3 separate regions of the Mus musculus genome follow, and regions 1 and 3 are each linked to region 2. A link is a loop called in an ENCODE intact Hi-C map of the cell type or tissue named here. Cell type or tissue: left cerebral cortex. All regions are shown on one strand. Each heading gives the region's core, and the rest is flanking DNA. Links, peaks and the distances in the headings are about the cores only.

Region 1 (9,965 bases), core at 1,381-9,380, 390 kb before region 2:
ATTGATAACTATGTTTATTTATTTATTTTGCTAAGAACTTGATCTAAAATATCTACAGTTTTCTTTTTAGTCCATGTTTAATATTCTAGTATATAATATAGCCCCCATTTCTTCTTTTCTTTATACTTTCTTCTTCACATAAGTTCCATTACCCCAAATTAGCTTTTACTTTGTAATTCTTTTATTTTCTGAAACTCTATTTTTCCTCTAGTAAATTCGCTAAAGGTGTATTTAGTTTATTGAGGCTGCCATAATAAATTGCCATTAAGTTGGTGGCTTGCAATGACATAAACATGTATGTAGTCTTGTAGCTCTGGCTGCTAAAAATGTGATCTTTCCAGTCTTTTTGAGCTTCAAGTGGCTTTAGGTGGTCCATGACTTGTGGCCACACCAGTCTCCCAAAGTCTCTGTATTCAGATGGTTTTGTATATACCTAAATCTCTGTGCCACGGAATACTTCTGGTTTACTTAGGGCCCTCTTCCAGAGACCTGGGATTAACCTCTCACCAGAAAGTCCTTGATGAGCAGACCTTCAAAGACTTTTCTGCCCCAAATAAGGTCAGGTTTATGGATTCCAGGAATTTGATAAGAACTCCTTGGGTACAACTTTGGTACTCCAGTAACATGACCACTTCTAAGAACTTTAAAACTATTAGTCAACTGTGTCTTAGGCCAGCAGTGCCCAGAAGCCAATGCCAATTTTGCTATAGTCTCTGCAGTCATGGGGATGACAGAGGCCAATAAGAGGATATAGGCAAGAACTTCACAAAGTGTCAAAGGACACCTGGTCTCCTTGTCTCCAAACAAGATAAAGGCTCAAGGAAGATGAGAGAATATGTAGGGTTTTTTTTGTTGGCCCAGATAAGCCATAGTGCATGTGATCGTTGAAGGAGCACCTTTACCCTGAGAAGGAGAACAGGCTTTATATATAAGTAAAGGATCAAAAAATTTAAACCAATTAGTAAGGAAGGAGCTGGAGAGCATTTGAGAAATGGCTGAGTCACAAAGGCACGGCAACAAAGAGGCAAATTAAAGAGTTACTTTGTCTAATTTACCAAATGGGTTATCTTTTAAAATAATGACCACAAGTGCTTTTATGTGTGATTTTCAAGGTGACTACAGCTAGAGTCCCTTGGTTCATTTGCCTGGAGCCTGCCTTCTCCTCAGCTCCACTGTATGTCTGCCAACTGTGTGTACCTTGCAGCTGCCCCTCCTGGGCCTCCAGCTGATCCCAGAACGCTGTGTTCTGTTTTGTAATGAAATGTAGACTTCCTCTGTGAAAAGGCTTAATGGGATAGCATTTTTAAAAAAGAATTCAAGCTGGCTAAATTTAGTTTCTGAACGGTGTCCAGTCTGGAAATAAATCTATTTTGAAATCTTCATCTCAGGGCCCACTCTTCCACCTGGGAAGGTGCCCTGGCCAGATGGTTGTTAGCTGGAAGTTTCTTCTTTTACCCCTCTGCCAGCAACAGGTATTGCTAGTCCCTCTTGCCAGCGCCTGCTATTTGTAAATACCATGGAGCTTAACCATGCTGTCCTTCTAAGCATTGGCAGTGGAGGGTCTGTATGTCTCCTGACCTTCCTCTGACTCTCTCCCCATCTTCTCCTTGAGGGCACCACAAAATATTAAGGGTTATAAGGGATTTGCCTTCTTCTCAGTTCCTGACTTTGTCCTTCCACTAACTCTTAAGTTTCTGTTACTTCTGGCTTCCTTTTTTACAGGCTTTTTTTTTTCTCCCTCACAAAGAACTAGCCACTTGTTACTACACAAGAGGCACACCATCTATATCTCTGAACATAGCACCCAGGGTGACTCCTAGGCTCTGAATCATCCATTTTTATCTTCCTGCCACTTGGAGGTGTGGCAGGTGTGTGTCCTGTGCTCTTCTTACAGTATGATATACTTGGCAGTTCATGGTCATCACACTCACATGCTAAAGGCACTACAGACAGGCCTTTTCTGAATTTAGAATAAAGAGGAGGGGCTGAGCCTCGGCTCCACCCCGACTTCCTGTTGTAGCGACCATTATTGCTTTGCGCCTGTCCCTTGTACCCCTTGGATGAGAAGCTGTCTAGAAGGTTCACATGGCTGTGGTTAAAAAAATGAGTCAGACTTAACCATTGGCCTGAAAATCCCATGGTCCAGTGAGAAGCACAGACATGAAGGTTGTATGGTGCAGGGCAAGCAGAGAGGTGGGTTGCTGGAGGCTCCTGGAGCGTCGGCCAGGCACAGTTGCTGTAGAGATTTGGTGTGGCCGTTATGTTTCTGTGTGGGAGGCACCACAGAGGAGCCTTGGCTTCCTGGCTTCATTCTGACCATGAGTTCTGTGCCGAGTGCAGTGAGTTCTGTCCAGGCGTTGCAGATACTGGGCTCTCCTTTGAAATGTATGATTGAGGAGATGGAAATGGTGGTCAGGACCGTTCGAGTAAGGTGACCTGGGAGCTTAGTTCATCGAGACCCCTCATGGACAGCACAGCTAGACACACAGCAATCATCCTTCTGTGTCCGCTACGTTCTGCAACTTCTGAAAAAGGATGCTCGTCCTGTGTCCCCAATTCACCAGGCTTTACTGACTGTATGTCACTTCCTAAAGCGTGCTCATCAAATTCTTCACTGACTGAGCCATCTCCCAGCGCAAGATGTGTTCCGTGCTGATGGGGCTTCACGATGAGGATCGTGAAGCGTTCTTGCTGGTTCAGCTGGACCCATGCTAGTGGGCGTGTGAGGAGCAAGTGGGCGGGGACAAGTGGGCGGGGACACCGAGGTCCAGAGGATGAGTGGCACCTTCAGTGGGTGATGCTTGTGAATGAGGTAGGAGAGGGAGATGGGTAATTATGAGAATCGACTCATGCTCGTCCCTGTTCCCAGCTGTTAATTTTGGAAATGGCAAAAAGTTGTCACTCTGCTCCACTGTCAGTCTGTTTCTCCTACATTTTTTTTTCTTAAAAGACCAAGCAGTTACAAACTAAGAGAGAATTTGACCTTGGTGCACTTAAGTCAGCGACAGCCATCTCTCTTTTGCAGACAGGTAACTCAGAATCCATTGAAAAGTTAGGTAATCTTTATGGGTGGGACCTAAACCTGAAATTTTACACCTGGTGTAACAATATGGCAAAGATCTTCCTACTTCTTTACAGAGAAAGGATAAGGCTTACTTCTCTGAAGAATTGCTACTACGTATCTCAGAACAATAACTTAAATACACTTCAGAGACCCATCCCATTTAGGGGAGTGAGTTTGTTTCCTTTTCTGCATTTCTGGCTAATAAAGCTAGGACTTATTTACACGAAGGTCCTTAGGGGAAATCAGGGAATGCAGTCAATAGAAAGAACAGGAGTTAATGAAATCATAATTATATTTAGTTTAACTGTTTGCTTAGAAAAAGCAATGAGAGAATTGCAGTGAGAGAGGAGGGCACGGAGAGCTTGAGCCTGGGACAGGCGTGTAAGGAGTAGCCATGTAGGTGAGATACAGGGGAAGTGGGAATCCCAGGGAGAGTGGATGGAGGCACAGAAGGGGAGCAGCGGGAGGGCCTGGGAACCAGCCTAGAGGCTTCTGTGAGTTCTTTTGTTCTCATCAGTCAGACACTGTGAAAAGTGTGTCAGTTCACTGGGTTAGGACCTTGACTGCTGATGCTTGGATGTCTCACACTGCCGTTGTTTTGGAACTTTCGCTGGAGATTGTTGTAGTTGTGAGTTTTTAAGCCGGCTGTGGTAGGAACAGCACACCCAAGCTTGTGCTGTGTGCATGTTGTGTGCACTTCAAGAATTGTGTTAGGAGCTTCTAGGTAGCATGGTGTTAGGCAGTAAGGGTAGCTACCTCAGGGTATGTTGGGATTCAAGATTAGTGCACACAGGCTCCACCTATGCTTGGAGTTCAGAGCAGGGCTTGGAGGAAGTTGATTAAAACCACTGAGTTTTAAGCATTATTGAATGGTAAGGTTGATGCTGGGCTTGGGAGAGCCTTTGAGGTTGCACACGTGAGTTTGGCATATCTGTGTGTACCTGTTTATGTGTATGTTTAGTTTAATGTGCATGGAGAAGCCAGAAGTCAATGTTGGATGCCTTCTTCACTCTTTATTATTTATGTGTTTGTATCTATTTATTATGTGTGTGTGCATATGCATGCATGGGTGGGTACATGTGTGGATGTCAGAGAACAATATGAGAATCACTTCTCTCCTATAACATAGGACCTGAGGGCTAAACTCAGGTCATCAGGCTAGGCAGCAAGAGCTTTTACCTGCTGAGCCATCTTGTCTACCCTATTTTAGTTTTCTTTTTCTTTCTTTTTTTTTTTAACAACAGGTGCTCTCACTGAACATGCAGCTCATGACTTGACTGGGCTAGCTGGTGGTTCATCTCCATGGATCTGCCCTGTCCCAGCACAACACTGGCTATCCTACAGGCACACACCACCATGACTGACTTTGTATGGTGGTGCGAATCTGAACTCAGGTTCTCAGGCTTGCATAGCAAATACTTCATGGATCGAGCCATCTCCCTGGCCCAACAGGCGCTTCTGATGCGGCTTCACGTTGAGGATCGTGAAGCATTCTTGCTGGTTCGGCTGGACTCACATGCTAGTGGGCGTGTGAGGAGCAAGTGGGCGGGGACAGGTGGGCGGGGACACCGAGGTCCAGAGGATGAGTGGCACCTTCAGTGGGTGATGCTTGTGAATGAGGTGGGAGAGGGTGATGGATGAGCACCATTTAGGAAATGACGTGGTTGCACTGAGATGGGGAAGAGGCACTGGGTGGGGGTGGGGGATCACTCCAAGGCTTTCTGGCCTCTGCCTGCCAGAGCAGGGTGGGCAGCCACCAACCCACTCCTTGAGAATGTTCTCTAATGTTTTTATTTAGCACGGTGCAATCTTGTATATCTGAGATTTTAAGATGTAATAAAAATGCATGAACTTCAGTTTGCCAAAGCCGGGTGTGAGGTTGAGACTTTGTGTTTCTTCTCCCTGATTGGATCTTACCGAGGCCTCAGGATGGACTTCTGCTGGGTCAAAAAGTACAAGCTGAGTCCTTGCAGGGTCAAGCCTCACATTTTACAGGCAGGGAAACTGAGGTCGGGTCCCAGAATTCCTTGCTCTCCCACCCAGGCTCGGCGCCCGACCACGCCTCCCCACACTGTGCTTGAATTAGGAGAACATTCTTTCAGCAGATCTCCACGCCTCCGGTCTCTCTCGGCTTGAAACCATCCTACACACAGCTGCTGGGATAATCTTTCTAAAGCCATTTTTATCATGTCACTTCTCGGCACGATGTTTTCGGTTGCCTTTTGTCACATCCAGATTTCTCCTTTCTGGCTCTCGGGGCTTTCTGCAAAATGTCCTCTTTCCCGGGGTTCACGATGAGCTTTTATGGGAAGCTGCCCCATATTGTGTGATTCCCTACGTTCCTTGTCATTTCCTGCGGCTAGGCCTCTGCATCAGCCTTGTTACCCTCCCGGAAGGTTCTTTAACAACTCCTGTTACTTTTCTTCACCGACCCATGTTCATTCCTCACCTCGGAGCCCTTGCCTTATTTGAATTCACTGCTACAAATCCTTTCCTTCCCCCTTACTATTCCTTTGCCTTCTGGCCCTCTTTAGCAGCTTACAGTCTTACATAAAATATAATAACCCAGCAAACCTAGGGTCATGTGATTACCTAACTTGAGAAAACAAAAACGGGCAAACCGGAACAACAAAAGCACACATGCTCAGTGGCACAGCCCTGCGAAGTTGCTTTGGAAAATGGTTTCCGCTGGGTGCTGGAGATTGTGTGGTCACGCCATGGCCGTTTGTCTTACCAATGTTTTAAAGAAGGGTGCTTTGTGGTTGAGCTGCTCCCACGCTTCACTGGCTGGTAGCATAGTCCGTAAGTTCCCAGGAATGGCATTTTGCCACAGCGAATCCTTCCTCTGGATCCATGGGTGTGCCATCAGAATCGTATATCATTACCAGTAGCCAGTTCTTGGTGCTGAGTCACCTAAAATGGCCCACAGGCAGAGAAGGAGTTTGGAGTCACTCTGCTTTGCATATGAGCTCAGGTGGCTCTCCTTGAAAGGCCACGTGTCTTTCATTTTCTTCTTTTGGATTCATGAATTTAGCAGTGTTTGGGTGGTGTTGAATTGCCCAGCTCTCTGCATTGGAGTCACTGAGCAGAGTCTGAGTTTGTCTGATATTTGCTTATTAAGTACTTGGGGCATGTGGACCAGGTGTCAAGTGTCTTCCTTATTTTTGAGTTTATGGGTGTGACTTCATGGTGTGATGAGGGTTACATGGACTTGGCTGAGCTGTCCACAGTTATTTTGTTTGTGAAATGGGCACCGGGATTGTCTTGCTATCCCCACACATGGTTGTTACACAGATCACTGTAAAGATGAAGTTCCTGAGGCTTGCAGAGCTGGCTCTCCAGGAGGCAGAAAGCTGGAGGGATGTGAGGTTTCCTTGCTCTCTGAGGGATCTTCTGATCACTGCCCACTCTGCTCTTTACTGTATGGTGTATTTTGTCAGATCCCCATTGACAGAGCTCAACTGTATTTATAAAGCAGTCCTGGGAATCTTTCATTCACTGAGAAGAAAGGTGTATTGCCTTCTATGGGTTCTTTGTGTAAAACCAGCTGCTTCTATGAGGGACACATTCCTTCATGTTGTGAATCTTGGTGTCTGGCTATTAAAGTCAGATCTAGGGCTGCAGAAGTGAATTAGTAAGTGAAGCCCCAACTTTGATTCCTAGAGTCCAAGTAAGGAATAAGTAAGTCAATAAAAAGGAACAGGCATGCTAGTGTGAGTTTACAGTCCCAGCACTGGGGAAGCAGAGGCAGAGAGGCAGAGAGGCAGAGGCAGGAGGATCTTTGGGGCTTGTTGGCCAGTCTGCCTAGGTTACCTGAGCCCTAAGCCAGTGAGAGACCTTGTCTAAAAATAAAACCAAGATTGATTGTAAAAAGTAACTTTTGTTTGATGATGAGTGATTATCATCAGAGCCTTACTGCCTCTATCTGCTAGTCTAGGCCTACTCCTGGAAGCTTCTAGCCTCTGTGCAATCTTATCTAGTCCTCGAAGTCTCAGCCTCTGAGACTTACTACTGATAAACTCACCCTTTCTAGTTCTTTCTGAACTCTGGTTAGCTGGTTCAACTCAGCTGTTCTGCCTCTCCAAACTGACTGATTCAATCTGGTTTCTCTCTTGGCCTCTGACTGAATTGCTCTGCTTGGCCTTATGTTAATTTGGGCAATCTGTTCTAATCTTCTTGCTGCTCATTCTCTGGCTCCTTCTGTCTTCACCTGTGTCTGGCTCGTTCTCTCAGATACCTGTCTCTCTATCACTATTCTGGCAAAACTGCCTTTCCTCTCTGTACTGCTCCCTTAAGTAGCTTCCCTCCTTTCTCCTCTTGTGAGAGTTGGGTGTATCCTATTCTGTCAAATCTTTCTCTGATTTGTCACTTTGTCTGCCACTCATTTAGACATCCCTTTCAAATATGGGGCCTTCCTTCCACAAACTAACTTTACCTTCATTGTTTGGGATTAAAGGTGTGTGCTAATGGTGTGTCTGTGTTCCATCCAGAGTAGCCATGTTGCTGGATTAACATCCCTCTACAGCCGATCATACCTGAAGAACAACAGCTGGCCCACACATGTATTGTACATACATATATACTCATACATACATAGATTCACACACTCACATACATACAAATATATATATACATACAAATATATATGCATACACACACACACACACACACACACACACACACACACCAACCCCATAAGTAGTGAAGAAACTATCAACCAGCATATATGAAGTATTACTACAGGGTAAACACACTTTTCTGAAATGTGTGCTAGGAAGGTTTTGAGCTTCAGATTTTTTTTTCAGATTTGTTGATACTTATATAAATATAATGAAATACTGTGGGCAGAGTTCATTTATGTTTCATATATGTATAATCTGAAGTAATAATTTTGTTGAATTTTTAGTGTGCCTGAAGTTGGAGTCTGTGTTGTCATGTGAGGTTAGGCATGGAATTCTAGAATCCATGCTCAGTTGATACATGGATTTCCTAGACATTTTCTAAACATTCCCCCTGCATTGTCGCTCAGCTCTGGATCTTCAAGTGCAATGCTTGAACAGCTAACCCTTTCCTCTAGATCTGGGGAGACAGTGAACAGTCTGGGTCCCCTTTGCTTCTGCACCTGAGTCTAAGGACTGTGCTATTTGGTGTCATGTGTCTCTTGTCTTGGTGTTTCTCTTTCCCAACTGTACCCTCCCATGGGTGACAGTGTCCTATCCAGCCAAGCATCCTACGACACTTGACAGTGTGCTTATTGATGACGTCAGAGACCCTTTAATGATCACTCTGCTTTTCTTCCAATGTGTATGCTTTCTGAAGAGTTATTTTATTAAGGTACATCGATCAGTATGCAGATTGCTGAGTACACACACACACACACACACACACACACACTAACATTTCCACTTCCTTTTGTGATGGCCTCTTCTCCAGAGAGCCATGGTTATCTGCAAACCAGCCTCACCTTGGGGCTCTGGTTGTCTGTGCAGAAGCGGCTAGAACTGGATGATCCGGTGGCGCACAGTTGTTCTCAGGTCTAAGCACGTTTCTTTTCTACATTACTTGGACGTAATTGTTTAGCGCAATGGCCCCTGGTTTACTTTTCCTGAGATGCGTTATGTTCAGATGCCGTACCATCTAACAAGTGAGTTCCCAGGCCTGCTGCTAAAGGATGAAGACATGGCTTCTCCCTGCTTCCCAGCACTTTAGGAAGTTTGTCAGACTTGGACCACAGATTCAAGCCCCAGGACAGGGACTGCTGGATTCCGAGCTGGTCAGTAGACCAGGTGATCTGCCCTGCTGGAGGGGTCATTAAGCGTCCTGCTGTCGTGAGGTGTCTTTAACATTGTAGGTCTTATTATGATTATTTCCTTGCAAAACCTAATCTTGCCTCTAGACTGCTTCCCACAAAACAGCAGAACAGGCGGCAGTAGCTCTTGTTTCCCTACTGCTTAATTTTAGGTGGATTGAGTGAAAGAATTTAAAGATAACATGAAATATAGGATTGTGTGCTTTGTGAGAGAAGTTTACCTATTTGCTCATATATTTAAGGAAAAAAATGCAACTGTGCACAAGGAATTAGAGTGGAAAGAGAGAATGCCTTACTCTGCTTCTCTGCCACCCCAAGGCGGGTGAGTACAGTTAGGACATCGTAACAGAGTGGAATTTCCCACCTCCACTGCAGACGACAACTCCCTGCATCGTCATCTCACATCCTAGAGAGTCTGTCTGGACCAGCTTCATTGCCCGTGACCCATGGCTTACGTGGTGTGCTAGCTAAGTTGTATGTTAACTCGACACAAGCTAGAGTCATCAGAGAGGAGGGAGCCTCCATTGAGCAAATGCCTCCAAAAGAATGGGCAGCAGGCAAGCCTGTAGAGCGGTTCCTTAATTAGCAATTGATGGGGGAGGGCCCAGTGTATGTGGGTGGAGCCATCCTTGGGCAGGAGGTCCCGGGTTCTATAGGAAAGCAGGCTGAGCAAGAGCAAGCGGTCAAAGAGCAAGCCAGTGAGCAGCACCTCTCCAGGTTCTCTGTCCTGATTGAGTTCCTGTCCTGACTTCCTTTGATGATGAACAGCAACGTGGATGTGCAAGCTGAATAAACCCTTCCCTCCTCATGTTGCTTTTGTCATGGTGTTTTACCACGGCAGTAGTGACCTAACTAGGACACAAGGGGACTCTTCACTCCTACTGCTGCGTTACTTGTTTTGTGGGCTTGGAAGCACACCAGAGGTATGCGCCTATACCCCGAGTTCAGCCTTGTATGCTCACGGCTTGCCTTGCTGGTGACTGCTTCTGAGTGTGGGTCTGTCTCCTCAGGGCAACCCCCTGCCTCCTCACCAGGGTGTTTCTGGTGTCAGCTGCTCAGCCTGTCACTGGGTTACTGCTTTTAGTCTCTCCC
Region 2 (9,965 bases), core at 873-8,872:
CTGTCTTATCTCATCACCAATACTCATCATTTGCAATCCGAGTTGTGTCTGCCGTCTTGGCGGTTACCCAGAGAGCACTTCTGCATATAGCCTTGGCAAAGGAAAAGTTTCTCCTTAAGACACACGGGTGTGTTAGGAGGCCACTGCCTTGTGCACAGGCACACTTTCCCACCATGCTCTGCTGCTTCTGAGACAGGACAAGAGCAACTCAGGAGCCTAAGTCTGTCTTATCTGCAATTGACAGCAAACAAACAAACAAACAAACAAACAAACAAAAAAACCCTTCTTTTCCACTAAAGCAGACATTTATGGAAATATTTTGAACACTTAGTTGTAAGGCTTAGGTAGATAAATGAAAGTTATGTTGAGGCCTTGAGGTCTGGCCAGTGGGTCATGGCTGTTACTGATTCTCTACTGTGGGGGGGGGGGCAGTCTTGAGCATGTGGCTCGTCCTCTTTTCCTCCAGTTTTTGACACTAAGATGTCAAAACCTTCCTCCCCAAAGTGGAACAAAGCCCATGGAACCCTTCTGTACAGCTTCCTGGGGCTGGACCATTACAAATGTTAATTTTATTATATATTGCATGGAAACATTTTGAAATTGTTCAATTCCACGAAAAGATACCTGGAAGTGCGTTGAGTCCTGGAGTCTGGGACATCTCACTGTATTTCAGTGGGAACACACCTAGAGTAGGGCGCCCGTGCTTTTCATGGGAACTCTTGACTACAGCCCTGGATGGCTGCCTGACACAAACCCATTTTCAGCCCCTTCTTGTTCCTGTCAGTCACCTTGACCTAAGGACACAAGCTTCTTGTGTAATCACATCCATGTCCTCACTGTTAACCACACCCAGCCCAAAGCATCTGTGGGCTACTGTGAGTCAACTTGTTAACTTAGCAGACAACTCACAAAACCCCAAGCATGCTAGTCCCCTAGGCTGTGACAGAATGCTAGGTCCTGTCTTGTTCAATAAACAGTAATTTCCTTCCTCACTGTCCTAGGGCTGGAATTCCAAGACTGAGGTATGGAGAGCTGGTTTCTGTTCAGGTCTTAGGGTAGAGGAGTGCCACCACCTAGCTGGTGGCAGCACCATCTGCCTATGTCCCCATGTGGCCTTTTCCTTCACTGTGTACCCCAGCAGTGCCTTTTGTTCCTGTGAGGACATCAGTCAGGCAGACTAAAGCCACATTTGTGTCCTCATTTGGCTTTGGTGAGTCTCTCAAGGTCCTCTCTCCAGACAGTACAGTGGGAGTCAGGGCTGTGACATCAGGTTAGGGGACATTCTTTAGTCTAGTACAAGGAGCCTTTAGACCTGTATAACAGGAACCCAGGAAAGAAAAGCAATCCTCACTTCTACCAAATAATCCATGTCTTTACTAGCCCATGCCCACCTCACCCAATCACTCTCCCTGAGTGCTGGGATCACTGGCTCCTCTGATGGACCCTGCTTCCCAACTTCTTAATGAGAATGCAAACCTGGCTGCTGTATAGTTCTTGGCTTTATTCCTGTGTCGTCTCATTCATAGCTTCCAGGAGGTCACACTTCTCCCAGCCCCCACCAGGATCTGGTGGAAATGTTGTCGTAGAGGAGCTGAGTTGGACCGGCAATAGTGTTTGATATTTGCTTAATGTGGATGAAGGCGGGGAAGGACACAGGCACATGAGTGGATGTCAGGGAAGACTCATCTGCCCATCAGTTGTGTGGTTTCTTTTACAAGGCACAGGCTTGCCAGGTGTTGAAATATCCCATAGTGTCATGGCTGCCAGGCCTCTGTGGCTTGTCCCTGAATCCTCTTGATTCACTCTTGGAAGCCTCCAACTGCAGAGATTACCTCCAGCCTATAACAGTCAAATGAATTCCTAGCAAAGAAAGGGTCAATAGTTGTTTTATATTCTGGCCCACAGTTGATGTAACTTACTGTCCGTTTTTCTTGTGTGCTTTGTGGAGAGATATCTGCTAGGGTATCCCTGGTCCAACATTGGCTCCAATAGGGTGAAAGATCTCCACTAAAGAGCTGGGCACTAGAGCAGGTCATGTCTACTGAGCCATGGACAATAATGGGCCAGGACACATAACACTATTGTGGTCTCATATGTCACAGGATGCCCCCTACACATCCCACTCAGTACAAATGCATCCAAATCACCCCTGCCACAAGAATGCCAGGGACAGGTAATAGAAATGCATTATGATAATAAGTTTATGTCAGTGGGCATTCAGTATAAAGAAACACAGAAGGCATTTGAGTTTGTTCCTGTTCGTAGTTTGAAAGACTGAAAGTTCAAACAGCATGGTTCAGTCTTACATGGGGATCCTCTTCCTGACTGTATTACTAAAAACTGTCAGTGGGGACAGTCTGTGTGTATGGGGCAGAGGTGCACATTATCAAGCCTAATAGAGGCTCAGGGGTCAGGCTCAGGGGTAACAATTCACTCACAATGTCTGTCTCCAAGAGACACGGGACCTGGTGTTCTCTTGAGAGTCTCACTACTTTCCAATATTGCCACCCCGAGGCCTTTGAAGGATAGGCTTAACCTTTGTGTCATCTGTAGTAGTCTAAATACTAAGAAGTAAAACCAAGTGTCTTAATTAGGGTTCACTGCTGTGAACAGACACCATGACCAAGACAACTCTTATAAGGACAACATTTAATTGGGGCTGGCTTACAGGTTCAGAGGTTCAGTCCATTATCAAGGGGTGGGAGCATGGCAGCAGCATCTAGACAGGCATGGTGCAGGCAGAGCTGAGAGTTCTACATCTTCATCTGAAGGCTACTAGAAGAATACTGACTTCCAGGGAGCTAGGACTAGAGTATTAAAGCCCACACCCACAGTGACACACCTATTCTTATAAGCCTACACCTCCTAATAGTACCACTCCCTGGGCCAAACATACAGAAACCATCACACCAAGACATTCTATATTTAGAAAAGCCTTCCAATGAGTCTCTTCTAGAGAAGGCGGTAGATATAAATGCACATGAGACTTAATCAAGGTAAGTTAAGACTCTAAAAACACCGCCAAGACCAAGCAGAAAAGCTCAGGTATGCACATTGAAAGAACAGTCTGCCCTTTCACCATTGTGTCTGTAGATCCTGATGTTGGTGGCTTCTGGAATTCTGTGCTCTGCCTCAGGTCACCGGGTTGTGATGAGCTGTATAGCTGCTCAGTCACCCACCACGTACCTCAGAGCACTGCCTTTCACCTGGGCTGGATGTGGGTGTCTACAGTTTGGACAGACTGAGCGCTAGGAGATTTCCCTGCAGCGAAGCTACAAGGAACACCTTGTGCTTGTGAATGGTGCAGAGCTTGGCTGCCCTTCCCATGACCTCAGCAAGGAGTTCTGTATCAGTATCTGTTCTCAGCTCCGCTGTAGGACATGGATTAGGGACATGTCCTAGATGGATGGGTTCCTGTCTCACCTCCAGGCCCCTCTTGGGCATTGCGGCTGGGCTGGCCATGATAAATGGGCCGGTGGGCTTTTAAGGCCAACTAGAGGCTTTCTGTGCTTTATCACAGTAAAGGAGAAACGGGAGCAAAAGAGCGGTTCTTTTAGAGCTTTGTCTAAATAAAGTTCCAAATCTCATCCTGAGATTCCTGAGTGAAGCTGTATGCAGCCAGCTCTGCTATAGGACCCAGTATTCTATTCCCCCATCACACCAACCCCCAAATCACAGCCCCCCCTTCACTGGATATGTGGGCTTAGCTGGTCTGCTATGACCTACAGTTGGTGATGGGGTAGGATGGGGTGTGAGGGCCAATTTAGACACAACTACTCAGTCTGAAGATGTTAGGATTGAAATGAATTACTTTCATGATCAAAGAGAAACGCTTCACAGATACTTTCCAGGAAGTAGCTGTTAAAGAGATTTTATTCTGCATGATATTAAGAGTTTGCTTTCTTTGCTGTATCTAGAATTGTTGCATTCCACTAGATGATATTAGGGCTCTGTGTGGAGATCTGTTTATTTCAGTGCATATACTCACTACCCACCCAGTGCAAGGCTGGGCCTGTTGTCAGCCATCCGCATTAGCAGCAGGTGGACAGTGCTGATAGCTTTGGTTATTTTCCATAGCAGTCTTCTCCACCACTGAAGGGTGACACCACTTCCCTGAGCTCAGCAACTACAGTGTTCCTCGTGAGCTTCAGTAATACACTGGACCCAGAATCTCTCTTTTTCTATGTTTAAAGTCTATGAAGTATCTCAATCCTGCAGGAAGCAGGGACTGAGTCAGACTCAACTTAGTGACACCTTCCCTAGGCTACAGTAGGCAGAACTTCCCAGCTGGGGGAATATATTCCCATGTTCCTTACAGACCAAGGTAAGAGTTTAACATAGCCCAGTGTTCTCACTGGGCTAGGCTCTCACAACCATTGTCTGTGTATCCCAGAGGCCTCACAGACCAAATCCCTTACAGCCCCGTGCTCTTACAGCCCAGTGTGAGAGTCCATATAGCCCAAGGTCCTTATATCCCTGAGTCAAAGCTACCCGGGGTCCTTAGAGCCCACAATCTATTCATTGAGACTATGCAGACAAGAGTCCTTATAGCTTAGGATCCATGTGACATTTAGCCCTGACAGAAGATGACATTAAGATGTTCTCAGTTCTACAGATGAGATGTGCCCCTCCTCTAGGTAGAGACCAAGAAGCACAAACATCTACAGGCCCTAGATGGTCCCAACCTACAAGTTGGGACCAGTTTATCTATTCATTTGGCAGACAGTTTAGTTCCAATGCTTTACCCACTTCAAGCCTCAGAGCACTGGCTGCACATGATATATACATCAGTGTATGAGTGTCCATTAACACCACTGTCTTCTCATTTCTCAGAGCAAGAAACTGAGGCAGCAAGCAGAGGTCAGGCTCCAAACTGGCAAGCCCAATTCCAGAAGCTCCGGTTGCTCTTTTGATGTCTCCTCTGCTTGCTCTGCAGCCTTTCCAGTTAATTAGCAGTGCCTGTTGTCTGTGTGTCAGATGAGGCTGAGCTTTGTGTAACGTGGAGCATCGCTCATTAACACCATTCTTGCCTCCTTAGCCCATGTGTGGAGGCATTCTAGAAACCGCGCAAGTCAGTCTCCGCTCTCCTCACCGCTGTTGCCCCAGAGTTACACATGATATTCTCTAATGAATTAAAAGCCATATGTTGCTGCTGATGTTTCCCGCATATGGCTACAACCCAATCTCAGTGGGGCATATGCACACCTCCTCCCACGAGAACATATGCTTAGAGCGCAGAACAATCCTATTTCAAGATAGAAGCCCGCTCCTCCCCACTTCCTCCTCAGTGTCTCCTGGAAACAGTAGCAAAAATAAAGGGAGGCAGGGCAATCTGGATCCAAGTAGGAGGCAGCCAAGCCTTCTCGAAGGAGGAGGACAATCTCTAGGGCCTTAATGAAAATGGGTGCAAAGCAGGAAAGCAGAACTCACCCAAAGCAAACTGGGGAACTAGGTACAGACTTTGCGAGTAGGAGAGACTCAAGCTGCAACAGCCTGTGCCTCAGCTGCCTGCTTGGCAAGCCCATGACTGTCATGGATGACGGGAGGTCCCTGGCCCAGGAATAGGCCTGCCTATGTCCACTGTCCTGGAGACAGATGCTGAGGATAGAGTCTGGAAGCCAACCAATCAGTGTGCGAGGTGGTAACTGGTCCCAGACACCAATCTGTGAACTTCTGAGGCTATGGAGGAGGTGTCTGCTGTCTCTTTTCTTGTTTTGAGGAGCGTTTCTGGACAGGATAATGCGTGTGCCTGACACATATTTTGCTGAGGTTGCTGAGCAACCTGGGATATTAGTGTCAGAGGCAAAGTCACCCTGAGGTTCAGCAGTGACAGCAGCATAGCTTGTCTCTGCCTCAGGAACGAGAAGCTGTGACTTTCTATATGGTATGCCTTGCAATCCTCCCGACTCGGCCTCCTGGGTTCCCAAATTAGGTTTTAAACACAAATACATGTCTGTCTGTCTGTATTTCTTTCTTCTATCTACCTCTATCTATATCATAGAGATCTACCTATATCTACATGTATTTTTCCTTCTATCATCTATCAATATATTGATCAATCTATCATCTATCCACTATCTATAATCAAACAATTAATCAATCAATGTATCAATCTTTATCATCTATCTACCATCTATCTATCTATCTATCTATCTATCTATCTATCTATCTATCTATCTATCTATAGAAGTATATATTATTCCTAAACTGTACTGTGTAATCCCCATTACTGAGTGATTGTGTTTCTCATCTTTGGGTGTGTGCGCATCTCTTCCCACTGAAAGATCCTATGTTCCTGAGCTAAAAGTAAAACGTGGTGTCATAATTACAGAATAAATTCTATTCTGTCTTGGTTGGGGGAAAATGATAAAACAATCAAGATAAGCAAAGGCCTTGATCCAACACAGGCACACAAGCCATGTTACTGTGAGAGGGAATGATGTCAGCCCTATGACCCCAATCAGAGACTGCTGCCTAGGGTGGGAATAGAAAGAACTTCTGAGAACCAATTAGTGGGAGGATGACATTTCTCTTTCCTCCTCATATGACTAAAAGTTTAAAATATTAAAGGAAAAATTTCTGTTATGTAAGAAGGACGGGTGAGGAAAACCGTTTCTCAGGTGTTGATCTTTGCTTCCTCTTTCCTTTATAAATATGATTTATTAAAAGCTGCATGCAGCCCAGATGTCAGTGAAGCTTCACAGAGAGGCGCTGGCCCACGTGGCTTTCCCCAGTCGTTTCCAAAAGCAAGTGTGAATGTTGTTTTTGCATGAACCTCTCTGGTGCATACTCCCCTTCCTTTATCTCGGAAGGACTTTCACGAAACCCCACAGCTTTGCCAAAATGCAGCCTGGTAATTAACCCGCTGGAGTCTAAGTACTGATTTAGTTGGTAGAAGTCAGTGGTCCAGGGCATAGCCACGCTTACTCAGCATCTCTATCCTTGCTTTTGTCTGTAGGCAGATTTGCTGGCGAGCCCTGCGGGGGAAGGTAAAAGAGGCAGCTTTGCCACTAAATGACCAGTGATGATCTCCTTCATTCACTGTTTTATTCCTGTCCCATGTCCTTTTGATGTAACGATAGGAAGACAGATCAAGTAAAGCAATGGCATGCGGAAAATTGTGGCTTCCTGGTGGTCAGTGTGTAAACCACACCAATGCCTAGGAGACTTTTTGCTCCCAGAGAGCCTGTTATCTAGAAAAAGTAGCCAGAGCAGCAGCTTGTGACAAAAATATTCTCCTGTCGCTCAACATTTGCCTCATACTCAGGTCTTCACTACAAACGGCAAAGTGGCATTAAAAGATGGGAGGAAGGCATTCTCCCATAAGAGGGATGCAAGTGAGTGTGTGCATTTGTAAGTGCCATAGCCCAGAGCACATGTTAACAGTATGTCCTAAGAACATAGACCTTCCCGGAGGCATATACTTTATTGTCAAGGCCTTTTTAGCCTTCTAGATTCTGTTTTGAACTTACAACTATACCTGATGCAAAGATGGAGCAGAGAGTAATGCAATATTGATAAGGGTGAAAACAAAATATGGTTCTTCAGAGGACAACTCAAACTGGTACACATAACGACCGGTGAAGAAAACAGGAACACCCCATGTTACATACTAGCAACCGTATAGAAACAAAAAGAGTTGTAAGTACTAGCCACACTCTTTGAAGGATGCCTGAAATTCTGCGGCAAAAACGACAGCCTGGTGTACGAACAGCCAATGGGTTGGAGGAACATTTTTCTCTAAAGAAAACAAATACATGGACTCATGTAAGTTTCTGATAAGTTGCTCAGAATCATTGGTCACAAGATATGTGTATCTGAAAGCCACAGTGGGAGATGACATCACATGCTGGAAGTGAGCGTCAGAGGGAGTGTGGAAGAGTGGCCTTGGTGCCCTCCTGGTGCACTGTGGAATACTTCTGTGGCAAAGGGTTTCAAGTTTTGGCTGCCCATGAAACTGGAAACCAAGAATTAGTAGGCTTCTAGCAAATAATTCTAGTTAAAAAAGTTCTAGTAAATAATTTCCCACGAATCCCACACCTGTGTATCTGTGCAGGCTTTAGAGCCAGGAGCCTATCAAGGACTGCACGCACGTTTTCAGAGGCAGAAACAGTGGCTGTAAGCTGACAGAAGCTAAGTAGCATGTGACATGTATGTGGAGTGAAATATTATACAGCCAGGGAGGTAAATCAGCCTTAGCATATGCTACAGTAGGTATCCTCAAAAGCTTTATACTATGAGAAATAAGTCATATACAAAATGTCCCGTAGTATATAACAGATAAATACAATATCCAGATTGGAAAAAATCCAGAGCCTATAAGGTGACAATAGTTACAGAGAGAGTAATGATAGGAAGTGAGGTACAGGACTCTGTTGGTGTGACTGAGCATGCTCAGAAGGACGTAGACCTCAGGCTGTGTCTAGGCATGTGCTACACATGGTATCTATTCCTCATGGTCACTCTGATGGTAAATAGCATGTTAGGCTTAGTTCATGTGTACTTAAAGGCAGTTTTCAAAAAGAATCATGAGAGATGAACAAGATTAGGCCAGTTAAGTTTGGTAACCCAGATAGAGTGGACATGCTCCTCAAAGGCCATGGTTAGCTGAAGGGAACCTTTGAACAGAGGTTTTGAGAGAGCATAACACATGAGGTCCACAGGAAGAGAGAGCTCAGAGACACGTACAGCCGGTGGCACTGGCCTGCTGACCAAAGGGACACGTGCAGCCGGTGGCACTGGCCTGCTGACCGAAGGTTAGGGAAGTAGGTTTGAGATGTTCTCACCACAGGAGAGCAAGCCAGAGGTCAGTGCATGGTAAGCAGCTCTGACTGGCCACTGTACATCACATGTGTGCACAAGCCTTACATGGCCCACCGTAGAGGAGTGAAATAACCTTTGACCTCTGTGGTGTTGGTCTCACTTGCTTTCCATTCACACTGGGAGCAGTGGCTTTCTCCAAACCCCAGCCTGCAGGTGGCACCCCCACAGTTTATCACCACCACCCCAGCAGGTTGAAGAGATTCTCTCAGGGTCAGATCTCTATTCCTCTGATGGCTAATGTCCCTGAGCATCTTATCACACACTGGCTGGTTTTGTGTCTTCTTTGAAGACATTCCTGTTCAGCTCCTTGGTCCATTTATCTATGAGGTCCTTTGATTTTTACTATTGAGTTGGGTTTTATTTTTTTTTTTTTTTGAGTTCTTTATAAATTACGGACATTAACTCCTCATTAGATACACGACTGATCCAGTAGTCCCTCTTCTGGGAATGTAGCCAAAGGCAATTAACTCACCACATCACAAAGGTTATCTGTCCTGTGCACACCATAACACTAGTCACAGATAGCCCAAATACAACACCACTCTGCATGCCTGTGAGCAGAGAAACAAATAGAGACACTGTAGTATTTGTGAGTGTGCACACACACACACACACTCACAGTGAGATCTTGATTCGCTTTAAGGGGAGATCCTACCTTCAATTCCATTTGTGCTGGAGGTACTGGCCAGCAAAGGGGTGGGTGGAATAAGTACACAATGCATAGTGGAAGGAGGAAAGCAGTATCTATCTTCAGAGAACGTGAAAGAGTGTGGAAACCCTAAGGAATGTATTAACATTATAAAAATGATACCCAAGCTCAACAAGGTTTTTGGAAACAAGATCTTTATGTGGAAATCAATTTTAGGAGGTATGGCACCTTGGTAGAGCATTGCCTAGTTATGCCTGAGGACCTGGGTTAGATCCTCAGCACACTAGAAACATCAGATGTCAGCAAGTCATTGTATTCATGTGGGATTCGAATGACTAATCCAAAGGTGAGAGAAATATGAAAACCTAACAGGACTTCATGCTGTATATTCTAAAAGCTACAAAATACTGTCGAAGGAAAGTAAAGAAGGACATATTAAGTCATTGAAAGCATGATCACAGATCAGATGAAAATTGACTATTATTCAAATTAA
Region 3 (9,965 bases), core at 1,288-9,287, 120 kb before region 2:
AACAAGACAGGGTAAAATGTATTACCAGAAAAAACCAAAAGGCAGCTAATCTTTAATTTAATGTAGCAAAACCAAAGCTACGGAAATAAGGAAGGTGTTGACATTCCGACTCTGTTGTGGACCAGTTTGTAAATCCTTCATTCTGGATTAGGAACCACCAGACACCAGCGGTTGCATAAAACATGAGCGCATGGGCTTTCCTTTCCTTGTGGTTCTGTGTGAGCCTGTGATCTTGAAGTCTATTGAGGGCGAGCTTCAGGGAACTCAGTGGTCCTGAGGCTAGATGTTTTGTACCCTTACTCAGCCTCACAATGCCTTGCACAGGAGGTGGTTGTCTCTTGATCTAATTTACTAGCAGTGGGTGTTGTTTTTGTATTTTTGTCTTTCCTCCTGGGGATAAGAAATTAATATGGGTGCTTAACAAGGAGGTTGTCACCTGGGCTGAGCTGCAAGAAATGGCTGCATCCTTGATGACCCCTGCCCTGCCCGAATGCCACAGCAGTCTACATTAAGCTTCATCCAGCTCCAGAACTCACTCTGGGTGGTGAAATCCATCCATGGAATACTGAGAATAGCTTTGTGCAGCCATGAACAGTGATTTCCAAATCAGCCTTGAATGAAATATCAACAACCTGGAGTCATTTTAGCAGTGGGAGTCAGGTCAGCAAAGGACGGAAAGGAGGTTGACTTGGGTGGTCATACTGACCTCTTAAAGTTCGCTGACAACCGATTTCAGTCAGCAACTCAAGTTGGCAGTTTTACTAAAGCTCTTCCGTGGATGAGCTTGTCCATCTATGGTTGTTTTGAGTCAATCTGAGGGAGACCATGACTCCTTGGTGATAGTTAAGCATTTATCTGACTACCGCTTTAGAAATCAAGGATCCTATCTGGTGGGGCTCTGTGCAGATTTCCTAAGAGCTTTGTCAGTTTCCCTGACAGAAACAAGCACTCACGTCTGCTTCAAAAGAGATGGTGAGAAACTGCCGTCGGGAAAACATGGAAGGTTCTGGCAAATCTTTATTCAGTATTTAATGATTAGAGCTGGACTAGATGCCGAGTGAGAAAGAGAGTGTTTGTCTGAGAAGATGTGGGCAGAGCTCCTATTAGAGACAAGTGACAGATGTCTCAGAATTCCCAACCATGCCAGCATTGGTGAGTTCATAGACACCTGGCTCTGTCATACAGAAATCCAACCCTGGCAGTACCACAGCTCTTCCCAGCTGTGTTTTGCTGATCCTACATAAGTCAGGTGCCTCCAGCCACCCTGGTTACGATGGTATCCTTCTCTCTAGGATAACCCAACTGTTTACCAGGCCTGGTGTGCCGCTGGCCACGCTGGTCTCTGTTTTCTGTATGAGATAGGACTGTGTATTGGACAGGAGCATATTAGTTCTAGAGCCACTTCTGATCCAGATGGCTCAGTTGTGGTTTGGTTCCTCCCTCTGTGAAATAAGGTACAAGTCCCTTATAGTACTGTCCCTTAGGCTCTCAGGAGGCAGATGAGCAAAGCACATGGTCCTGGGGAACCCTTAGTACAAGGGTTTTCCTCTTCCTCCTGGTTGGACTTCATTTTCCTCCTGGTTGGATGTTCTTCTCCCTCCTGGTTGGATGTTCCTCTTTCTTCTGGTTGGATGTTCCTCTTCCTCCTGGTTGGACTTCCTTTTCCTCCTGGTTGGATGTTCCTCTTTCTTCTGGTTGGATGTTCCTCTTCCTCCTGGTTGGACTTCCTTTTCCTCCTGGTTGGATGTTCCTCTTTCTTCTGGTTGGATGTTCCTCTTCCTCCTGGTTGGATGTTCCTCTTCCTCCTGGTTGGACTTCCTTTTCCTCCTGGTTGAATGTTCTTCTCCCTCCTGGTTGAATGTTCTTCTCCCTCCTGGTTGGATGTTCTTCTCCCTCCTGATTGGATTTTTCTATTCCTCCTGGTTGGATGTTCCTCTTCCTCCTGGCTGGATTTTCCTCTTCCTCTTGGTTGGATGTTCTTCTCCCTCCTGGTTGGATTTTCTTCCTCTTCCTCCTGGCTGGATTTTCTTCTCCCTCCTGGTTGGATTTTCCTCTTCCTCCTGGCTGGATTTTCCTCTTCCTTCTGGTTGGATTTTCCTCTTCCTCTAGGTTGGACCTTCCTCTTTCTTTCTTCTGGTGAATTTACTAGGTTTGCTCTGATCTAGTCTGTCTTCTGTTCCCACCACTTGGCAGAAAACCTGGTGAATGTGAAGCCAGCAGTGCTGTATCCTGTTTCCTCACCAAATCCCACCATACAGTGGCATCCTTACCCCATGTGCCTCCCAGGGTACTTCTTGTTCTAGGCCTCACTCACCTGTGTCAACTTTACCCCAGGCTGTACCCTTTCATCCCTGGGTACAGCCTGGAGTAAAGTCATTACATCAGGTGCCTCTACTCTACTTATTCATTACTCCAAGGCCCACTCTCCATTGTCATTCTTAACCCAGACTCCACTCTTCCATGTAAGCATTATTTCAGGTCTCACTCTGTATTTCTTTTTTTTTTAATATTTATTTTATTTATATGAGCACACTGTAGCTGTCTTCCCACACACCAGAAAAGGGCACCAGATCTCATTCTAGATAGTTGTGAGCCACCATGTGGTTGCTGGGAATTGAACTCAAGACCTCTGGAAGACCAGTAAGTGCTCTTAACCACTGAGCCATCTCTCCAGCCTTTGATCTTGTATTTCATTATAACTTCAGCTCCTTCTCCCACTTCATCATTACCTCAGGCCCCACCCTTCCACTTCAATATTATCTGGGGGTCCTTTCTACTTATGGAAACTGTAGTGGGTGGATTCATTAACCATGGATTCTGGGCAATGATACAACACCAGAAGAAGGTAAAGCAGAAATGTACTCCATTAGTAAGCAGGGGAGAGGGACATAGCATTAGCTATCATTTTTTTTTTTTTGGACTTTGAGTCAGTTGTTTTAATGACTGGAGACTCTACTTCTGTGGTCTTCAATGAACTAGGAAACATCTAGAGAGCAAGGAGCCACTGATAAGACATTTTAGTGAACAAAGTGTAGATCCCAGATCTGAGTCCCGCTTGCATCATTTCTCTGTGGTATCATTATGAGATACTCCAGAGCCTGATATGGACTGCTGAGTGATTAGCAGGGAGTAGTGCCAGTAGCCTGGTGACCAAGACAGGAGGTACTAATTCTCTCTTGGCTCTGGAGGCCAGACTCTGAACGTGAGGTACAAGCTGAGGGAATGGTTCATTCTGTAGTTTCTAGGGGTCCATTCCACGCCTCTTTACACAACCTGGTGGTGACTGGAGATCCTGGTGTTCTTTGGCTATAGAACCATCAGTCTAGTTAATTTGCCTGTCTTCACGTTGATGTCAGTGTCCTGGGATGCTTGTCATTGGTCTTCCCTAATTAGAGAGTGATCTCATCTCAAGGTCCATAATTATGTCTACAAAGACTTATTTCCAATAATATGGTATTCTGAGGACCCAAGTGGACATAGCTTTGCAGGGTGGGCGTGGAGGAAGGCATTTAACCTACTCCAGTGGTGAAGGCAACCTCCTTGCTGAGCACATCCTATTGCAGGAGCTTACTTTCCTGAAAGAGGTCTTCAGTGTCCACTGAGAGGAAGCATATGTATGTATAGTTAGTTATTCCTTCCAGTAACCTGCTGTGTTGATGGGGCAGACTGAAGAAGATCTGTATTGGTTTACTGGGTTTTTTTAAAAAAATATTTAATTATTTATTTTATGTATATGAGTACATTGTAGCTGTCTTCAGATGCACCAGAAGAGGACATCAGATCCCATCACAGCTGGCTGTGAGCCACCATGTGGTTGCTGGGAATTGAATTCAGGACCTCTCCAAGAGCAGTTGGTGCTCTTTAACTGCTGGGTTATTTCTCCAGCCCAGATTTACTGTACGCATATCATGAATATTAAAGCAAGGTTTTGCTGTGGCTACTCCTTTACACTGAGTAACCTCAACACAGATTCCCCACTGGGGTCCGGAAGCACATTCCCTCAGACCAGTAGCAGCACACTATAAACTTTGCAGCTTAAATGGTTGAGCCACAACGTACTTTAAAGGAGTATGTTAGTCTAATTTGGTCCAAACATAGTGTGTCCTGTCCTAAGCCAGTACTATGAATAGTGAATTGTCTAGCAGAAACCCTGCCTTTTCCAAGTGAGCTGTCAGGCCACTGGAGTAATTCAGGGAGATCCAGGGAGGTTTTTCTAGGACAGTATTTCTGAATGTCTCCTGCAGTATTTGCACAGTGGCCAGGCTCAATGGCTATTCTCTTATCCTTGGTCATCACCAGCCACTGTCTCTGTAGACATGTCGGTGGAGGAATCCAAAGCTCTAATAAACCCAAGCTCTTTGGTTATTCTGCATGTGCTTTTAGAGAAAGTTACTTTGCTATTATGAGGTTTTAGGCATAGTCCTTTGGCCATCCACTGGGCACATAAGGTTCTCATTATCTTTACCAGATCACACCCTTAACTCTACTAGGATTCTTGTGTGTAATGTTTGCCTCCTCGGGTGGAGTTTCTGTACTTCAAACATAAGTGATCAGGTTATTTTCTACCAGGACACCTGCAACTGAAGCAGGTGTAAGGATGTGTAGATGCCAGCGGTCTCTGGTCTGCCCTCCCATTCCCCCTCCTGCTTACAGTTGGTTCTTAGCCCAGTCCGGTATACTGAAAGATTGGAGTGGAAGGCTTGCCTCTTTCCCCTGCAACTTCTCAGATGCCAGGGCGCTTGGAATCTTCAGCATGAGTTGCTCGTGTAGACGGGCCTCTCCGAACACCCTGCCCACTCACTTTTATGAAGACCTGTGTCGTCAGCTCTGTGACGCTTCGTAGGAAGTTGCCCATTTATGGCTACTAGAGCAAATGATATCATCACAATAGGTGGCTCCTGTCTAAATAGGGATCGTTTGTGAAATGAGATTATAGGCATTTATCTGAAAGAGCAAGAGACAGAGCACCTGCTCTCCGTAATTGCTGTCCCGGGGGACAGCACTGTGCTCTAATCAAGGCGTCCATCTCCATGGCTAATTTTGTTACCAGCAGAGAGCTTGCGTTTAGCGCTCAGTGCCAGGCAGCCCCCATATCCACATGGAATCCACTCCAGATCCATGTTTTCTATTACGCTTGAATATATGGGACATGCATAGGGATCCTATGCCCGCCACCGTGCTGCAGTGTGCCTGTTTTGCAGAGTACCGTGGATGCCTAGTCCAAGCCGAGGCTGACTGGAGCTGTGACCACTCACTTGGTCACCCTGGCCTCCTCCTTCCTTTGCAGCGAGGTTGAAGTGCCTCTGCGTGCATAGCTTCCCATCTGCTGTGGAGCTGCCTTGCACTTCACATTCGGATGCTGCAAGGCGTGCAGCAGGAGTCTCGCTTCGGTAAGTCAAAGGTGACTCATTTCTCACTTTCCCTGTGTCTTGGATGTAGACTTTACTAGTTCCGTGGCCTCTGGGAAATGATACTTAACTGATCAGCACTCGACCAGCTAAACCGACAGCTGCTTACCTCTCTGTACTTTGCAGCATGTTTTTTTTTTTTTATGTTTTTTTTTTTTCTTTCATTGCTCTGTTTCATAGACCTAGGGTTGTACTGCTTTCGTAAGTGAAATACTCATGTCTTGATAGATGGTAGTGACAGCCAGGAGACAGCACTGCAATCCAGGGAGCATCCTCCATTCTCTGGGGGGACTTGGGGGAGATGGTCTTGCACAGCAATCCAGGACCATAGCATTGTCCTAGGCAGACAAGTTCTGTCTCTAATTAACCATCATTTCGATAGTCACCAGATACTGGAGCAGTCTGTAATGCAAGCACTGTTTTGGCTGGCTCTCCTTTTATTTCAGCAAAGATGTGGCAACTGGGCTGTGGGTTCCGTGATCCCCTGGGAATGAGTAAATCCAGGGACCTTAGGTCATTAAACCTGTGTTTCATAGGCTAGCAAGAGAGAGAAGCCTGCGGAGAGGGCTTCCTTTGTGTGGCTGAGTGCAGTAAAGGGTTTTGAGCTCTTCCCAGCTGCAGTTGAATAGGATGAAAGAGGGGAGAGGTGCTGGGATGGACACCCGCTGGGAAGAGCTGTCTGTGCCCGGTCTTTATAACCAAAGCCCCTTCCAAAGCACTAATTTCGCGCTTACCCCAAGTAGCCCTCCTTGGCTTTGTAGGAGGAGATGGTGTGCAAGTGTCATGGACTTGCTGAGCTTTTGAATAAAGCGTGCTTTGGAGTGCACAGTCTGACAGGGAGCTCTGAGAACCCAGCCAACTGCTTCACACCAGCCAGGAAGGTTTTTTTTTTTTTTCCCCTTTGCAGCGAGGAACTGTGTAGCTGGTCCAGCTGATGTGGCTGGTCCCCAGCCTCCTCTGGGTGAGCGAGCCACAGGGATGAAGATGAGGTGTGCCTGGTGTGGTCTTTCTCCGCACACTTCCTTCTCACTCTGCCTTGACATGTTCCGTTTTATTCTTGCTTTCCCTCTGGAAAGGAAACACTCCTCTCCAAAGAGCACGGCCACATCTGGCCACATCTGGCCCCTTCCGGGCACCGAAGAGACTTGTTGTTGCCTCCGCATCTGGGTAGTCGCTGGCTGTACACATTCCCCGTTATAAATGGCTGAGTTTTCACAGGGAGGACTTGCACGCTGCAAAGGACTGAGCATGTCCAGAGGGAAGCTGCCATTGGCTTCCGCGTTTCCAGGTGGATATCGACTGCTTCATTCATAATTCTATCCCCAGAGCTCAGGTCTGTCACCTTCCAGGAGCTCAGTGTCCAGGAGGAATTTTGTAGCCTTAAGTCTATTCCCAGGTGAGGGTCAGTCCATTCGACTTTACCCAGCCCTTTAAATTATGCTTCATCGAGCAACAAGTATTTTATTACCCACAACCACCCATCACCCTTGCCCTTCACCCGAGAGAGCTCACAGGACCACACTCGACATCCCAGTACTGCATGGATGTCCCAGCCTTTGGTTGGATTTGTAGCCCAAGTTGAAGGTTGCTGCTGGAAGTAAGCCTAGAGAGACGTTTAGATCACAGCACAGTTAGACATCTGCTAGAGAAGCAGGCCACTGGCTCTTTCCCTAAGTTTAAACCCCGCCTTTACATGTATCCATTACTCAGTGCTAAGTGTATTTAAGTAATGTGTACTTTTTTTTTTTAAATCGAATCAGTTCAATATAATTAAAGCAGAAGGTGGGGCAGTAGAAATGAAGTATGACTTTGTGACAGTGTTCACCCACATGTAACCACAGCATGTGCACACAGGTCTCTGGCAGACATTTCACAGCCCTGCTGTGATGCTGTTTGAGGCCTCTAGGTATTTTCTGGACAAACTTTAGTTCTCTCTCGTGGTCTCAAACACGGCTTCCAAACTATGTGCAGCCTTTGCTTTCTAGACTAGCGTCATTTTATATACATAAAATGCAAGTTTTGATTTTTGAAACTTACTTCATGGAGTGTGTGTGTGTGTGTGTGTAAGTAGTGTGCCATGTATGTATGGAGGTCAGAGATTGACTTTGGGGACTGAGTTCATGGCTTTCACCTTGTTAAGGCGGGGCCAGCCTTCTGTCTGCCATGCATAGGGTATTCCAGCTGGCCTCTGAGCTTCTGCCGTGTTTTCCTATCTCACATGCTGTCTCTGCAGTAGTGCGAGGATCACACATTGCATCTAGCTTTTCTTCTTTTTTTTAACCAAAAAGATTCTGGAGACTAAACTTGGGCTTGCATGCTTGTGAGGTTTGTTCTTTCCCCTTCTGAGCAATCTCTCCTCCCTGAGTTTTATTTTTTTGTTTCTCCTTCAGTGAATGGGTCTGCACCTCAGTGGGGTACGCTGAATTCCGTGAAGTATTCAGTCAGTGCAGGCTGCTGAAACTCCCAATATCCTAGACCGTGGGAGCAGAGCTCTGCAGTCCTCTGTGCTGTATTAGAAAACATGGTCTTTCCAGCATTATCTTTCTTCATGGATCATGCCATGAAGCCATGCTTTATCCCCCTCTTACACAAGCCTGATCCCCCATGTCCCACACGGGTGGTCTGAGAAAGGGGCAAGGAAGGCTGCTGAGGAAGAACTACAGATGTCAGAGGAGGTAAGAGGGTACTTAGGAAGGATGCTGGCATGACTGTTGCCATTGAGATAACAGCAGACACCTACGCACTGTGTGCTTCCAGCCAGTGTACAGTGTGTGGGATATTTCTGAATCAGTCACACCCCCACATGTTAATGGTGTGCTTCCTTTATGCACCCAGCAGCTGAAAACACAGTTATGCACCCTGGGCTCTGTGCACACAGCACTCATTGACGCTGGAGCTCTCACACTTTGAATCAGGAAGTTGTTTATGGAGATGCAGCTGTTACCTGAAATTTGCATATTAGATCATTATTTTATTCATGACTGGTAGTAAAATTAGCATTTTCGTCCAACTAGCATGGAGGGAAAAAAAAGTCTTAACGTTTCTCTGTGAAGAATGGCTATTGTGAAATGTCTTTCTTGTCTGCATATATTGGTTAAAAGCATGTTGCTCCCTAGGATCAAAGGTAAAACAGCCCCTCAAGAACTTTTTGTTTCTCTTTTGTGGCGAAACCCTCCTCTCTCTAGTTTGGAATCTAACGTCCTTTGGACAGTGTGGCCTCTGAGTTGCAAATGCATGCCTTGAGGTCGAGCCTCGGCATTGATCCCAAAACTGCAGAGATCTGCCCGTGCAACCTTTCAGCGGTGGTCACGGGAAGCCTCTGCTTATGTCTTCCTTCTAATGCAGTGTCTCTCAGGCATGCACCACCTTCTCAGACCATCCTGTGCCTGTTCCCTCACTCTTGTACATGCTTCTTTGATAACAGAGACTGAGAGTCCTGATTGCCGGGGTCCACAAGTAGTATAGTCCAGGGCTGGCCACATGGCTATGGGTAAAGGCACTAGCCCGCAAGCCTGATAGATTATCTAAGTTTGATACTTAGGACTCAGATGGTGAAATGAGAGAAATAACTCTTGAAAATAGTCTTCTGACCTCCACCTGACCTCTACACGTGAGCTGTGGCATGCATACACACACACACACACACACACACACACACATACACACACACAGCCATAGTAGTATAGGTTAGTGCATCTGAGTAACTTGGACTCTTAAGAATTCTAAGATATCTTCTTAAGCCATTTGCGATTTTTAGTCTAAGAGGAGATAGTGGCCTCTGTGAGCACATGGAGACCTCCTTGGACCTTTCCTGAGTTCCTTGTCCCAGTCCTACACCTAAGGGTTTGATTTGTCACCTGAGCATGTTCGCTGGGTCGCAGTGCAGGATGGCTTAGCAAGGACAGCTCCCTCCACCCATTGTCCTTAGCATTTGGTTTGGTCTCTAGTGAGAGCCCTCATCTTCTGTAAGCAGTTCCTCTGAAGCAGGAAAGAACAACAGGGAGTTCCCAGAAGTGAATTCTAGTAGGTGTTTCAGCAACGCTTGTCTGTTGCTGTGATCAACACCGTGGCCAGAAGCAACACGGGAAGAATGGGAAGAATGGGATGTATTTCAGATGGCAGCTCCCAGGTCATTCTTTCACTGAAGGAAGTCAGGGCAGGAACTCAATGTAGGGACCTTTGAGCAGGAACTTGAAGCAGAGGCCTTGGAGGAATGCTACTTACTGGCTTATGACTTCCTCATGGATTTCGAAGCTGGCTTTCTTATACAAATCAGGACCACCAACCCAGGGGATGACACTTTGCACAATTAGCTGAGCTGCTCTACATTCATCTTTGATTTAAAAAATAAAAGTTGGCCCCATAGGCCAATCTGTCGAGGGCACTTTCTCAATTGAGGCTCACTTTTCCCAAATGACTTTAGCGTGTGTCCGGTTGACAAAAGCTAGGCAGCATGGAAACCAAGTCACACTTCCAAATAGTCACCAACACCTAGACATTTCTGTGGCCACAGTGGTTTCTTGGCTCCTAGCAAAGGGACCAAGAGTCCTTGGCACC

Evidence for each region. Peaks named below come from ENCODE experiments on the same cell type or tissue, not always from the same donor. Only the 100,000 strongest peaks of a DNase experiment are listed, where the experiment ranks them.
Region 1: it touches region 2 in a loop (10-fold over the local background); 2 of 42 quality-filtered maps call a loop at or near these places.
Region 3: it touches region 2 in a loop (4-fold over the local background); 2 of 42 quality-filtered maps call a loop at or near these places.

Annotation. Positions count from the first base shown.
Region 1 is chr8:14,108,273-14,118,237 of GRCm38, forward strand. The region is part of intron 1 of Dlgap2 (DLG associated protein 2); the gene reads left to right. Among named protein-coding and RNA genes, the nearest start is that of Dlgap2, 17 kb to the left of the region's middle. In left cerebral cortex, for the core only: no CTCF peak of the experiment used is centred there; DNase peaks (open chromatin) are centred at 2,308, 2,724, 4,665, 5,212 and 1 more place; H3K27ac peaks cover 4,037 bases.
Region 2 is chr8:14,497,033-14,506,997 of GRCm38, forward strand. The region is part of intron 3 of Dlgap2 (DLG associated protein 2); the gene reads left to right. Among named protein-coding and RNA genes, the nearest start is that of Gm26184, 230 kb to the left of the region's middle. In left cerebral cortex, for the core only: no CTCF peak of the experiment used is centred there; DNase peaks (open chromatin) are centred at 4,130, 5,284 and 6,790; H3K27ac peaks cover 610 bases.
Region 3 is chr8:14,376,799-14,386,763 of GRCm38, forward strand. All of the region lies in intron 3 of Dlgap2 (DLG associated protein 2), which reads left to right. Among named protein-coding and RNA genes, the nearest start is that of Gm26184, 110 kb to the left of the region's middle. In left cerebral cortex, for the core only: no CTCF peak of the experiment used is centred there; DNase peaks (open chromatin) are centred at 4,865, 5,103, 6,026, 6,208 and 4 more places; H3K4me3 peaks cover 2,926 bases; H3K27ac peaks cover 1,781 bases.